Regions from separate parts of the Homo sapiens genome. Here region 1 is linked to region 2. Evidence: read pairs that join two places in POLR2A ChIA-PET (ENCODE). Cell type or tissue: Panc1. All regions are shown on one strand. Each heading gives the region's core, and the rest is flanking DNA. Links, peaks and the distances in the headings are about the cores only.

What was found. ChIA-PET counts read pairs that join two places held together with the same protein. Peaks named below come from ENCODE experiments on the same cell type or tissue, not always from the same donor. Only the 100,000 strongest peaks of a DNase experiment are listed, where the experiment ranks them.
Region 1: POLR2A ChIA-PET joins it to region 2 with 11 read pairs; 6 of 35 experiments call an interaction of 5 or more read pairs at or near these places.

What each region holds. Positions count from the first base shown.
Region 1 is chr3:51,267,337-51,274,939 of GRCh38, forward strand. DOCK3 (dedicator of cytokinesis 3) reads left to right here. Exons shown (of 53, transcript NM_004947.5): 24 at 3,479-3,671. Among named protein-coding and RNA genes, the nearest start is that of MANF, 110 kb to the right of the region's middle. In Panc1, for the core only: no CTCF peak of the experiment used is centred there; no DNase peak of the experiment used is centred there.
Region 2 is chr3:51,335,812-51,343,414 of GRCh38, forward strand. It overlaps DOCK3 (dedicator of cytokinesis 3), which reads left to right. Exons shown (of 53, transcript NM_004947.5): 36 at 2,548-2,608; 37 at 3,124-3,217; 38 at 5,426-5,574. Among named protein-coding and RNA genes, the nearest start is that of MANF, 46 kb to the right of the region's middle. RefSeq lists an enhancer at 4,058-4,942. In Panc1, for the core only: no CTCF peak of the experiment used is centred there; DNase peaks (open chromatin) are centred at 4,670 and 4,890.

The DNA of each region.
Region 1 (7,603 bases), core at 1,765-6,764, 68 kb before region 2:
AAATCATTCTACTATAAAGACACATGCGCACGTATGGTTTTTTTCTTTCTTTTTTTTTTTTTTTTGAGATGGAGTTTCACTCTTGTTGCCCAAGCTGGAGTGCAATGGAGCGATCCCAGCTCACTGCGACCTCCACCTCCCGTGTTCAAGTGATTCTCCTGCCTCAGCCTCCTGACTAGCTGGGATTACAGGCGCATGCCACCATGTTCAGCTAATTTTTTCATTTTTTATTAGAAATGGGGTTTCATCCTGTTTGCCAGGCTAGTCTCGAACTCCTGACCTCAGGTGATCCACCTGCCCCAGCCTCCCAAAGTGCTGGGATTACACGCATGAGCCACCGCGCCCAGCCACACACATACGTTTATTGCAGCACTGTTGACAATAGCAAAGATTTGGAACCAACCCAAATGCCCATCAGTCATAGACTAGATAAAGAAAATGTGGCACATATACACCATGGAATACTATGCAGCCATAAAAAAGGATGAGTTTATGTCCTTTGCAGGGACATGGATGAAGCTGGAAACCATCATTCTCAGTCAACTAACACAGGAACAGAAAACCAAACACCACATGTTCTCATTCATAAGTGGGAGGTAAACAATGAGAACACATGGACACAGGGAGGGGAACATTACACACCTGGGCCTGTTGGGGGTCGGGGGACTAGGGGAGGGATAGCATTAGGAGAAATACCTAATGTAGATGATGGGTTGATGGGTGCAGCACACCACCATGGCACGTGTATACTTATGTAACAAACCTGCACATTCTGCACATGTATCCCAGAGCTTAAAGTATAATAAATAATTAAAACTTCAAAAAAAGATTAGATTAGATTCAATATTAGAAATATCAGTATGGGAAGAAAATTTGCTTTCTTATATTAAAACTACCTGACCAATCACCTGAGCCCAAGAAGTTAAGGCTACAGTGAGCTGTGATTGCACCACTGCACTCCAGCCTGGGCAACAGAGTGAAACTCTGTCTCAAAAACAAACAAAACTGCCTGGCCAGCTAATCTGTTACCTTTCCACACAGCCTTACCCTAGAACAAATCAAGAATTCATTACCCCAGTCAAAAGGGAGATATTTTTCCTTACAAATGAATGTCAGAATTTTTATGTAATAGTGTATAGTTCTTCAACTTTTTGAAGCTAAATATTACACCAAAACCTGTCAGCAAAGATCAGACAGCCTCTCTCATGTCCAGTCATTCAGTCACTGCCAGGTATATTGTTAGCCCAAGTATATATTTAAACTCTGCCTCATTTAAGATTAAAATAGTCTACTTTTTTGTTTTCCGCTTGCCTCTGTGTTGCCTCTTGATACCAGTTGCCTATAGGTTTCTCAGCCCAGAGGACAGGTGATCAACTGGGAGTACCTTAAGGCTTCCTTGACTCTGTAAGGGAGTGGACTCTATAAGGGAGTCTATAAGGAACTCTATAAGGGAGTACCTGAAGGCTTCCAGGTGCTTCTGTAAGAAAGACACCTGTGATCTCCCCTTCTAAGTACCTTAAGCTGCTCATCTTCCTTTTTGATTCCCCTCCCACAGCCAAAATATGGAGAGATTAGAGGTAGCTAGCAAAGCAATGCAGATATGCTTTCTGGGAACTTTGTAACACAATAATGCCCTGTACTGAGTGGCACACTCCTACTACATCAAGATAAATAGCTTAGATCTGGTCTCGGCTAAGACCTGTGTGAGAATCAGACCTTCTTCTTTGGTGCAAGGCTCATGTTTCCTGAGTTTCACAACTCTCTCTCTCTCTCTCTCTCACTGTCTCTCTCTCTCTCTCTCTATATATATATATTTATTTATACGTATAATAATATACATATAATAATATACATATATATGCATATATATACATAATATATATATGTATATTATTCAGTTAGACTTTATATCTTTGATTATGACCACTAGAAGATGTCAGGGTGTGAGAGTCCTTCTGTCCTGGTGTCTAAGTACAGGATATTTTACCATTTAAGAGAGCAAATGAGTTACTGTTTGTTATTGATTATAAAGCACCTACTTTACCACTGCTTTGTCTTTTATATCTAAGCTGCCAATGATATGTTTTGTTCTGATTCTAATTACTGCAAAACAATCTCCTTGATATTCCAGGGAGTTATAAATCTGCAGATAGAATTCATATAAGTTCTCCAATTGGGCCTGGCCTGAATAAAGACCACAGCACAAGCCTGTTTTCCATGGCATAAATTTTCACTCACTCTAAGCCAGTGTCTGTTGCCTGATGGAGCAGTCAAGAAAACAGCCTTCCCTCCCCAGCCTGCCATTTGGGAAGGGTGCATTCTCACCTTTTTGTCTCAAGATGGCACTCCATTTCTCTTTGTAAATCCTGAGTTAATGGCATAAGGGGACTGAGAAGTGAAAAGTCTTCATGCTGCTTCCACTTAGACAAGAGAAAATAATAAGAACCAGCATGTATCAAAGGCCTATTGTGTTCCAGGCACTCTACTAGAAACTTTATGTAAAAATTTCCCTCATACCAGTATCAAGACATAAGTAATAGCATCATCCCCATTTTATAGATGGGGAAACAGAGAATTAGGCAGTAACTTGCCAAAGTTTGTGTGTCAGGTAAGCGGTAAAGCTTGGATTTGAACTCGTGTCTAATTCCAAAACCCATTCTCTTTTTCCTATAGTGCTCTGCCTCCCAAAGGCTGTGGAACTGTTCTATTATCAGATTGTTCTCAAGAAACTACCTTATGGTCTGCCAGAGCTTACATCCTAGAAGAAAAGCCTAACATGCACACTCCCACTCCCCTTGCTTGGGTGTTTAGGTGGCTGAACTCTAAGCCCACGTCAACAGTCCTCAAGAGTTTATGGCTAACTAAATACACACATTTCCCATCCTCTTGAATTTACTCTTGAGACTACCAGGCATCACTTATGAAGAAAATAATTTATGAAGTCTTCATATTTCATGGTTGCAAATGAGAATCTCTATTCTGGGGAAATGGTACAGCTCTCAGAACTGGATCACTGGCTGCAGGGCTGTGAGCAGAGTTCAGCTGGTGCTGCTTGAAGGAACTCAGCTCTCTCTGCCATACTTTCTTGAGTTTGGAACCAAAATTGGAAAGTTAAGAACTTGATCATAGAGACAAACAAAAATCTAAATCCATTTTATGAACAAAAACAACTGTGGATCTTAAGCCACATTGAGCAGATTTTTCTTTATACCCCATTCTCTTGCCAGCAAATGCTATATGCAAGTTATGAAAGCCTCCAATTGCCTGGATCCCAGTAAATTATCTTGTTTTGGTTTCCTTTTTGGTTTTTCTTGCTCCATGCCTGAGTGCTGTAGTCAGTGGCCAGGGAGGAGCCCACCGAAGGCAGAGATGCTACAGTGCCTTCTCAGCCTCTCACCACCTTGTATCATTGTCTGAGCATGAAAGATAGACACACACCCTAACTCTGTGCTAACCACAGCTTCATTTGCTTCTGCAGGCTGCACTCCTCAATTCTTTCCCAACCATCTTTGATGAGCTTCTGCAAATGTTCACCGTGCAAGAGGTGGCAGAGTTTGTGAGAGGGACACTGGGGAGCATGCCCAGCACTGTGCACATTGGGCAGTCAATGGACGTGGTCAAGCTGCAGTCCATTGCCAGGACAGTGGATAGCCGCCTGTTTTCTTTCTCAGGTAAATCAAGTTGGGATGAGAGTCCTCCTTCCTTCCAGGGGTGTCCTCCTTCCTTCCAGGGGTGATAGCAAAGTGATAATCAAAGGATCAGTTTCCTCAACGATTATGCAAGAAACCAGTAACCCTTAAGATACAGAATTTTTTGATAAACTATAATAGAGAATGCAGCCAAGACCTAGGCCTACTGCCTTACTCACAGTTTATTCCTAGGAATCCACACATAGGGGCATGTCACTGGGGTGGTGCTGAGTCCATTCAGGCTACTGTAACAGAATACCATAGACTGGGTGGCATGTAAACAGCAAACTTTCTCATAGTTCTGGAGGTTAGGAAGTCTAAGATCAAAGCACCAGTAGATTCAATGTCTGGTGAGGCCCACTTCCTGGTTCATAGACAGCTGTCTTCTCTCTGTGTTCTCACATAGCAGAAGGGGCAAGGCAGCTCTCTGGGGTCTTTTTTTTTAAAAGGTCGCTAATCTTGTTCATGAGGGCCCTGCCTCCAGGCCCACAGCTTCCAAGAACAGAGCCTGCTATACCCTCAGGAAAGGAAGGAGAGGAAAAGAGAAGGGACTATCTCAAGGAAATAAGGATAAGCCAAGAAAATAAAAGAGGCCCTACAGATCACTTGAGGTCAGGAGTTCAAGACTAGCCTGGCAAACAGGGTGAAACCCTATCTCTACTGAAAATACAAAAAATTAGCTAGGCATGGTGGCAGGCACCTGTAATCCCAGCTACTCAGGAGTCTGAGGCAGGAGAATTGCTCGAACCCAGGAGGCGGAGGTGGCAGTAAGCCAAGATCACGCCATTGTACTCAAGCCTGAGCAACAGAGCGAGACTGTCTCAGGAAAAAAAAAAAAAAAAAAAGGCCCTGAAAGGGGCCCTGAGGACCCTGTGCTTTCTTGTTTCCTTGCCATACCATTCGATACCTTTCCAGTCTTTGGAGAACCAACAAGGATTAGAGAGAGAAATGGACAGGGAGCTCTTTATGCTCCCCAAGGGGTCAGGACAATCTAATATACTAGCAGCCTAGTCTGTCTTTCACAAAGAACTTCTGGTTTTATTCCTGAAGACACATCATATGTGATCAAGTTCTGCCTTGCAGGGACAACCAAATGCTCAATGGCCATATATTAAGATCAATATGAGCCTGATTCTTTAAGAATAATATCACTGTGCTAGGATAAACTTCTGAGGCACAGAAATAAATCTGAAACACCAGCAAAACAATTATTAGAATTTTTATAATTTTTGGTGGTTAATTTTTTAGGTTTGACTTTTTTTTTTTTTTGAGACGGAGTCTCGCTCTGTTGCCCAGGCTAGAGTCCAGTGGCATGATCTCAGCTCACCGCAGCCTCCGCCTCCCAGGTTGAAATGATTCTCCTGCCTCAGCCTCCCAAGTAGTTGGGACTACAGGCATGCACCACCATGCCTGGCTAATTTTTTTTTTTTTTTTTGTATTTTTAGTAGAGACGGGGTTTCACCATATTGGCCAGGCTGGTCTCGAATTCCTGACCTCATGATCCACCCGCCTCAGCCTCCCAAAGTGCTGGGATTACAGGTGTGAGACACCGCGCCCGGCCAGGTTTGACTTTTAATGTGTAAGAACAAAAATTTCTCAGCCCACTGCTACACACATTTGTAATACTAAATAGATGTTCCCTTTGACTTAGCTCTGCCAGCGTATGATATTGCTAGTAGTAGTAAAGCTGCCACCAAGAAAGTCATCTTTTTTCCACCAGGAACTGTTTATGCTGGTAAACAGTTCTCTCTTCTCCAGCTCCTATACTGAAGATTTTATTAATGGTTTGGGGCACACTGTCACTGAAGGCCACTGTACACACTTGAGCTTTGTGCACTGCTTAAAGAAAATGCTTTTGGCCGGGCACGGTGGCTCACGCCTGTAATCCCAGCACTTTGGGAGGCCAAGGTGTGTGGATCATGACATCAGGAGATCGAGACATCCTGGCTAACATGGTGAAACCCTGTCTCTACTAAAAATACAAAATTTAGCCAGGCATGGTGGTGGGCGCCTGTAGTCCCAGCTACTCAGGAAGCTGAGGCAGGAGAATGGCGTGAACCCAGGAGGCAGAATTTGCAGTGAGCCGAGATCACGCCACCGCACTCCAGCCTGGGCGACAGAGTGAGACTCTGTCTCAAAAAAAAAAAAAAAAGAAAGAAAATGCTTTCAAAATATATGGGAAGGGGAACAGCAGACTGCTCTCACTGACATACTTTATTTCTAATATCTCTGCATGTACTTGCTGCTTCACACAAACACTTCAGAAAAATTTTCTTAATATTTATGTGGCCCTGGACTATGTAATTGGATTTTAGATGACAAACAGCACCAAAATTTCATTTGCATCTCACTTTCATTGAATGCCTGAGTTGCAGCATCTTCCCTGAAGCAAAAGGTTCTTTACCAGTGATGTCCTTTAACCAGCACTGGTATTCTCAAAGTATAAGTTTGGTCTCTTCTTCAGCAGGTTCTAGTAACTAACCACTGTTTTTTTCTGTAAGCAGCTATTGGTTGTTACAAAAACTAAGTATGTTGGTATTTTCATCTACATAGTGCAGTATCAACTTTTTTTATTCAAGCAGCCTTTTAAATCTAGACTAGCTAGTATTCTATTCTGTTTGAACATATTCTAAGCATTTGACAAGGCAGTGCCCAAATCTCTTATATGTCATGTACTTTGTCTTTGACTGAAAAAGATTTGCTGTCTGAATTTCATATGGAACTCTTAACAAAGGACAGATATGAACGATAAATCTAAAATGCCATGGCTTGTTTGTGTTACTGATAATCTGACTAAATCATGCTAGCCAGATATGATGGGACCTGCAGAGTCACACAATCACTGACCACGTAGGAATACAGGGTGCCAGAAACGCATTCACACTTGTATTTCACATGTCTCCTAACCTTCCTTGTGAAGTAAATGTATTATAGAAGAGGCCCTTACACCCCATTCTACAGATGAGGAAAATAAAGCTCGTGAGAGGAGTCAACTTGCCTGAGGTCTCAGAACGGGTTAATAAGGGAGCTTGAAGTAGGACAGCCTTCCTGAATTTAGGATTGTAAATATAGTCAGCTCCTGATGAAAGTGCTATTCGGTAACACTGGGAGAAATCATTTGAAGTGTTCAGTAGGATTGGTGATAAATGTTGGCTAATTATCAAAGTCTTGTGACAAGACAAAGGTCATGCTTCAATTGTGTTCATTGCTGTATACACACTGAGCAGCAATCTAACAAGCCTGTGGGGGAAAGGGAGCAGGCCTGTTGGCTGTGGCAAGGTAAACACTCACAGGGGTGGAAGTGTCAGACTACCTATCTAGCCAGGGCATAAAGAGGGACAATCTATAATCCATTTCAAGCCTGTGAGTTCAGTCAGCGTAGTTCATACTAAGTATACCATTTAAATGGAATTTTCACTGTAAACTGTGCTTCTAATTTGGAGTCTAATCATTAAAGAGATTTCATTTGGGACCAGGTGTGGTGGCTCACACCTGTAATCTTAGCATTTGGGGAGGACAAGGAGGGAGGATCGCTTGAGCCCAGGAGTTCAAGACTAGCTGGGCAGCATAGTGAGACCTCATCTCTACAAAAAATTAAAAAATTATCCGAGTGTGGTGCCATACACCTGTGGTCCCATATGCATGGGAGGCTGAGGAAGGAGGATTGCTCTAGCAATCCTAGAAAGTTGAAGCTGCAGGGAGCCATGATTATGCCCCTGCATTCCAGCCTGGGTGACAGAATGAGACCCTGTTTCCAAAAAAAGATACTTCATTTAGAAGCAGACTCCTAACATTCATCCTGCACAAAATGTCATGGATGCTTGGTATTGAAATGAGAACAAAGGAAAGATGGAAGAATAATGTCATGTGATGGCTTATAATCTCCAGGCAGTGAGCTTTCAGGCCCTTGTAAG
Region 2 (7,603 bases), core at 1,666-6,665:
CGAAACCCCATCTCTATGAAAAATTGGAAAAGTAGCCAGGCATGGTGACATGCACCTGTGGTCCCAGCTACTTTGGAGGCTGAGGTGGGCGAATCACTTTAGCCGGGGAGGTCGAGGATGCAGTGAGCTGAGATTGCGCCACTGAACTCCAGCTTGGGCGACAAAATGAGACCCTGTCTCAAAAAAAAAAAAAAAGAAAAGAAAAGAAAAAGAAAATAGTTGTTGATATGACTCAAGGGAAGGACATCAAACAAAAAGGAAAAAATAATTGTTCAAAGTTTTAAAATACATACATTGATTAAACAAATAATCAATAGATTGTACTCTAGAATTACCTGAACCTGTTATGTAAGACTCAATTTTAGACTGGCAAAACTTTAGGTACTCAGAGGAATACCTCTTCAACTTTTATATCAATGTCTTTAACTTTTGTGTGAATCTCAGACACTCTGTGTCAGACATGAAGATTCTCACTGGTAGTAACTATATTTCCCAGGTTAGGAAGCAGAGCCCTAGAAGGGTTTTTTTGTTTTTTTTTTTGTGCCTGGAACAGACAGGGACAGAGCTAGAGTTGCCAAGCCCTTGTGGCTCAGAGTGGAACCTCTACCTGGAATGGGCAACTGAGGGTTATGAAGCCTTCCTTTCCCAGGCCTCTCAGGTTGCAATGAGGGCTTCCTGGTCACTGATGTAGTCCCCAGCCAGCCCACTACTCAGGTGAGCCGGATGCTTCAGAAGCCTCTTTCTGGAGTCTTCCCTGCTCACCCTTCAGAGAAAGAGCAAGAGGAAAGCAACAGCTGCACCTAAGTCAGACTTTAAAAGGCATCCACCATGAAGTAGCCACACAGAAGTGATGCAGAGGTACACAAAAAAAGAGTCTGCTGTCAGCAGTGCAGAGGAGAAGCAGTCATAGAGCACAGAAGTGTGTAGGATGCCCCTGGTATCACAGTGTTGAGGCCAGTTCCTTTCTGTTTAAGGGACTTAGCTATGAAGTTCTGGTTATGGCCAAATAGAAGTTAATCCGTGGTAAATGTTTCAGATGCTTTATAGAAAATACAAATCACTAAATGCCAAAGTGGCTAGGTAAAATCTCACTGCCCTTCATGGGGCCAACTTACTGGGGAGACAGATGCCTTCTACCATTGTGTGGGTTGCTTGGAACAACTTGGCCATCTGACCTCAGCCTCACTCCTCGAAAAGTCAAGCAGTTTCCTGGCTCTGCTAGCGCTAAAGGGACAGGTTCTGCAGAGGGATGTTCAGGACCCTCATGTCTGGCTACATAGGAACCAAATATCTTACGTGGTGAATGTGCTGATAGGTCAAACCCCCCTAGAAAGGAGGGCCTTGGTTCCAAACCTCTCAAACCTATCAACTCTGACAGGAGACTTCCACAGGAAGGACATTTGGCTTTGCAGAATATCATGAGAGGAGTATGGATTTTCAACATCCTTTTCTTTCAAAGAAGTCATCCCAAGGTTCTTCCTCTGCATGATGGGAAGGTGGGGAGAACTGGGTTTGTCAAATGACCATCCAGAGGCTCAGTGACTTGGCCTAGGGACCCTGACTCCCAGCTGTACTGCTCTTCACTGGGCCCTGTGCCTGCCAGTGGAGCAAAGCCAAAGACACTCTCCAACCTGACCCTAGAAATCTGTATAAACCCCTTTCTGCAGCTTTTCCCCAGAGCTGCTAATACACAGCTGCACAAGAAACTAGATCTTCTCCATAGCAGTGTGGGCTGCTATGGAAGGAGACACATCAGGCAGATGGCACTCTGGCTGGCATAGGAGATGTCTTGCTGGATTCACCAGTCTGGTTCTCATTCTCCTTCATCTCCTTGTGCCAGGCTTCTGCTCCTTTCCAGAGGAGCTTGGCTTTGACCAACCCTCTCCCTATCTTGGAAAAGATCCATTCTCAGTGTTCCTATTTTCCTATCTCTCACAGGCCATCCCTGACCCCTCCTACACCCAGACCCTGCTAGGTATGAATGCAGCTCAGTCCTGGCTGATGCTTTAAGCACGAGACCTGCTGCTTCTGGTGATAGATGGCTCCAAACACTAGTACACAGGAAGGAAACCATAGGGAGAAATGTCAACTAGGTGGTGAACATGTACAGAGCCCTGAAGCTAGGGCCCTGAAGTGGAGGGTCTTGGCTTCTATTCAGCACTCCTACAAAATGAAACCTGCCCTTTAAGGAGAATTCTGTGCCTCCCTTTTTGGGAAGTTGAGGATTTGGCCTTCCACTTAATTCATATACCCTTTTGTGCCAAGGACATTGGTAGGTGCCACTTAATACCCTGATGTAGCTCTGGGCTCTCTCTGTGCTCTGCCACCAGAATAAGGGGCTCAGTTGAACAGAGATCTTTGAGCCCTGAGAGTGGTTCCAAAGCTAAAGGAGCTCACAGTAGAGTCCTTATCTATGGAAGCAGTTCCTGTTGGAGGCCATCTCAATCTGGGATTTGGTCATACTAATGCCCCAGTGATAGTACAGTTCTATGTGTTGTCTCAAGGCCCCACTTCATATCTGGTGCTCATCTGTGCTCTCTCTTCCAGGGACTGCATGAAAGGAGAGGAAACAGAGAATAAGAAGATAGGCTGCACTGTTAACCTGATGGTGAGAGGACATGGGCCCTGACTTCTCTCTGCCTACTGAAATGGTTTCTGTCCTGCACTGTGATTGGCTTGGCCCTTCTACAATACATGGCTGCAGGCCTAAGGGTTTGAATCAGGACATCAGCTCTGTTACTGGTATCTTAGAGGCCTGCACTCCCCCAAACACATTCCTACTTGGGGAAGGAATGAAACGAGCTTCTCTTTGGATAGAACTCTAGCCTGGCCTCTTGGCAAGGACCCACTAACCCTGACATACCCAATTCACAGTCAACCCTGACTCCTGATCTGCCCTGATGCTTTTCCTCTTAACACTACCCAGGGCTCCCATAGACCTGCCAGTGGTTCCACCCACAGCAGGTGTTCCTTCTGGCTGGTGCTTTCTCCTTCTGGTGCTGTCTGCCTCCAGGGCCTGCCCTCCCCCTCCTGCCCAGCACACCCACGGCTATGGCCAGCTGCCCAGAGCTTGGCTATGGCTTCCACAGGTAGTTGACAGGTGTTTCCTTCTCTTTATTGTAGAATTTTTACAAATCTGAGATTAACAAGGAAGAAATGTATATCCGCTACATCCATAAGCTTTGTGACATGCACTTGCAGGCCGAAAACTACACAGGTAAGTGGGGAGAAGAGAGAGCCATGCCTGACCATGAGGACAAACTGAAGGGATTTGTACAATAGGCAGAGAAAGGCTTCAGGCTGGTGCCTGCCAGATCTCAGCAGAATGTTGGGGCTTGTGCTATCCCCTCACCTCACTCATTTCCCTCAACTCCTTTGTGGCACATGGTAGAGAGAAAGCAGGCAGAACTTCCACTTGTGCCTTTGTGCCATGTCATCCACTACTTGAGTCTGTTTCACTCTTCTTCCCTCCTATCCACCCCTCTGAAGTCTCAAGGGTGACCTCCAAATTCTGGTGCACCAGGTTCAGAGCATCCTGAGCTCACTGTCACTCCTTATGAACAGAGAGCCTTTTTTAGGACTTTCAAAGCTGGAGCTAAGGTTATAACAAAGGAATATCCCCCTAACCCTGGAACTTCCAGAACTCACTAGCAGACCTTCCTTGCAGGCTAGGCTCTTCAGACCCTGCAACTGCATAGCAGCCTCACATTGTGCACTCAGTGTAGAGTATAAAGAATGTTCATCTGACTTCTTGACAGGCCAGATAGGGCTCCTTTCATTGTATCTACAATTTAATCCAATATCAAGGCCTTTTCTAACTAGAACAAATTTTAAAGCATTTCAAAGTGGCTGTCACATCTGTTTACTGAGAACCACGCTGAATCGGGGTTACGTGCATGCATGTGTGTCCTATCTGATTGACTTATGCCATCGTTCCCCCCAAAGAGCCATTTTCTCCACTGTGGTGACCAGCCATTATGTCTTAGCTCTTAGGCGATAGGACTTGAATTTGTGTGATAGATCAGGAAATTTAAGCTATCCTTGTCTGCAAACGCTACTGCAATTAGATAGATTTGTAGAAACAGAGAATCCTCCTTCTTTATCTCTAGCCGTTAGAGAGTGTTTGGCATAGATGGTATCTTATCTGATAGCATAGCTTGGCAAGAATTAAATCTAAAATGACTGGGCTTTGAATCTTAAATTCAGCTGACTAATAAAATAAAATGACTGGGCTGAGTCTACCATTCTCTGCATCCACTTGCACCCATGATCCCAGCAACCCTCTGAGAGGGCATTGAAGAGAAAGACTTTGATAAATGTTATGTATCAGTAGAAGCATTTGCTAAACTCCTAGGAAACGGGGCCATGACTGAGAGGCTGGGTCAGGGATTTTAACAGAGAAAGAGTGCTAAGCCTTGTCTCTGATGGCTCAGGGAATGACATCTGAAAAGAATATAGGCAAGGAAGAAAAAGACGTTCCATGGTTTCCTAAGCTCCAGAGGGAGGCCCTGAGTTCCACAGGGCTTGTCCCTAGAGAGAAAAGGCTTCCTGATCCCATGAGGAGGCGTGTACATTCCTTGGCAGGAAGTTCCAGTGGCAAGGGCACAGGCAAAAAGGCAAGGATGAGGAGGAGCCTAAAGAGTGGACACAGGCAAGTGGGCCTAGCTAAAACTGGAAGTGGGTCAATAAATGGTTAGAAATGAGATTCTTCATAGTCATGGGGAGTAGATTTGAGTAGGGCCTTGAAAGCCAGGCAGAAGCACAGAAGCTAGAACTAACTAACTTGCCAGTAGGAGATGCCCACTAAAAATGAACAAATAGAACAGAGAGAAAACTGTGTAATGAGGCCCCTGAGCCGTGGCTGTGATTCAGTATGACTCATCCCTTGGAATGTAGGGAGCCATGGTATTTCACTGCTGTTGTTTTACATAACCTTCTCTAATTGTTCCACACATAGAGTAAGATGTTGCCAGGCCTTCACTCTGGGTCTAGTATCAATTTAGGTTCCTTTGGTAATGGAGCCCTAAGAGCCAGTTCTGAGAAGGTTGGAAAGGAAGCTGTAGTCAGTTGAGCAAAAAGGAACCCAAGAGCTCTCTCTGATGTGTCAATGTCTCCCAAAGCAAGGCAGCCTGTGCACAGATTTTTGGGTAGCTGAACCATTCTTTATTAATCTGGAGGCTGGAACAGGTGACCAGGCCATGGAAGGAAGGTGTCTACCAGAATATTTGGCTCCTTCATGCTGTGGACAAGGGTTATTGGCTTGTTGAGCAGCCCTACTGTTTCATCTTTAGTATCCAGTGTCCCCGACCTGGGCTGCACATGACTTGCGCTGGCATTCTGCCCAGCATAGTCCTCTGACACCAGGCTGCTCCTGGGCCTCTGAGCAAGGGAAGCCCCTGGACCTCCATGCTGTCTGTCCCCACAGAGGCCGCATTTACCCTGCTCCTTTACTGTGAGCTGCTGCAGTGGGAGGACCGGCCACTACGGGAATTCCTCCACTACCCATCGCAGACAGAGTGGCAGCGGAAGGAGGGACTGTGCCGGAAGATCATTCACTACTTCAACAAAGGCAAGGTATGCATCATTAGGCAAGCCCTTTAGCCCTTCAGCTTCTGCTGTGATGCATGGCATCTTGACACCATAGGGTTAACAGCAGCTGCAGGGGGTAGTGTGTGGGGTGGTGAGTGGGTGGGTGCCTATCTATGTGCCTAAGATGTGGAGGCAGCATGATTTTCTCTGAGGGAGAAAAAGACAACAGCCTAATTCTGTGGCTTGAAAGCCATATCCAGATTGTAGGTGTTAGAGACTACCCTACATACTAGCTTTGCATATCTATAAATATGAATGCTTCTACAGCAGGGGCTTCTGGAACCCTGTTTGTTTTTATTGGATTTACTTAAAGAACTGATACGGCTTTCTAATCTGCTGCCATATAAAATATGAGTGGTAGAAATGAATGGATTTTAACCACAGCCAAAGGCGGCCTAAACTGCCTCTTACTGGTATGTGTTCTTTTCTTAGATTTCCCTTCTCTACAGCACAGCCTGGGCTCCTCTCATATTGGGGTTATTTTCCATCAAACTACTTTCTATGGGATTGGCAGCATTGTCAGCACTGGTTTAGGCTTCCTTGGGACTTCCCAGCCATTCTCCTCCCATCTCTGGGAGAGCTCTGTGTGGCGCCCTCTGACTACCTACTGTTAGATGGGGCCCTTGTGCTGGAAAAACTTGTTGAAGCCATTTTCTCATTACTAAGCTTTGAGCACATTTTAAAGCTGAAATAGGGTCATTCATGGAACTGTAGTAGCTGAGCCCCCAACTCAAATGGAAATTGGTTTTTGAGATGAGTTTTTTCATCAAAAAGAAAGATTTAAACATTAATGGCTTTTGTCTATAAATCAGAAAACATTCTTCAGTTTTACATAACATGGGGGACTTCTATGTTTGTCAAAAATATTCACTCAGAAAACATTTCCCCATACAGAGAATGCACTGGTAAGCAAGAACCTTTCCAAAAGCGCAGAAACTCTTATGTAACCTAGCCCAGAAAGGATGCCCATGCTCAGCTCTCAGCCAGCCCATGCAACTGATCCACAATGCTGACCCAAAGCCTCTGGTCCTTGCTGATCCAGCGCCTGACACAGAGCCCCTCACATGCAGTTTTAGGCCTATTTTCCTGGCACCTGGCTAACCTGGAGCTGCCCCTCACCCTCATGCCCAGCAAGCCCTCCTAGCTCACAGGGAATGACATAAGCGTGGTGTGAGTACGCATGTGTGCTTCTAGTGCATTCATTCTCATTTCTTTCCATGGGCACAGAGTACAGAGTGGAGAGTTATCCTAATCTGACTGAGTCTACCCGTGGGATGCATGAGCATTGATGGTCCCCTATTCATCCCACATTATAGTAATGCATAGAAAAGCAGGATTAAATTTTAACATGGACTAGGGAGTAAAACACAAAGTGTGCCTGAGTACTGTAGATGGACAAGAAGGAGAGAAGGACTAGGAGGCTCCATAGGCCACCTTCTCAGGAATCTCCTCACTTCTGCAATCCTGCCTTTGCCCTGAATTTCTGGAGGAGCAGAGTCTATGCTGAGTAGAGACCACTCAGTGAGCCCCCTCATGAGCTCATCCTCAGAGGGGCAGTTATCAGACCCACTGTCTTAGGCTCACACAGAAGGCCTACCTTGTCTGTTCCTGTGCCTCAGCTCCTGATGAAACTATTAGGTGAGATTAACCAGTCCTTCTTGAAAATATTCCGGGTTTTCAAGAAGAAAACCATGGTTCTAGAAAAGCAAAACCCAGATGCTATGGGAAAAAAAAATGCTCCCGTGGGGCAGGGATGTTTAGCACCAAGAGAAAAGCCACCTTGGCAACAAGAGAAGGGCAAGGAAAGAAAGGAGGAGCAGGTAGTGAGTTTCTAGCTCTCAACACTGCCAGCACACCCTGCCTCACAAGGCAAGCCCCTCCTGGCTTTTCTTCCAGACACTACCCCCAAGAGCTGCCCCATAGGGACTGCTCATTTAGGTGATGATGGCCCCATGTAGGGCTAAAGATGCCCTGCCTGCTGACAGTAGCTTCCAGTGAAACAAATGTCCTCCAG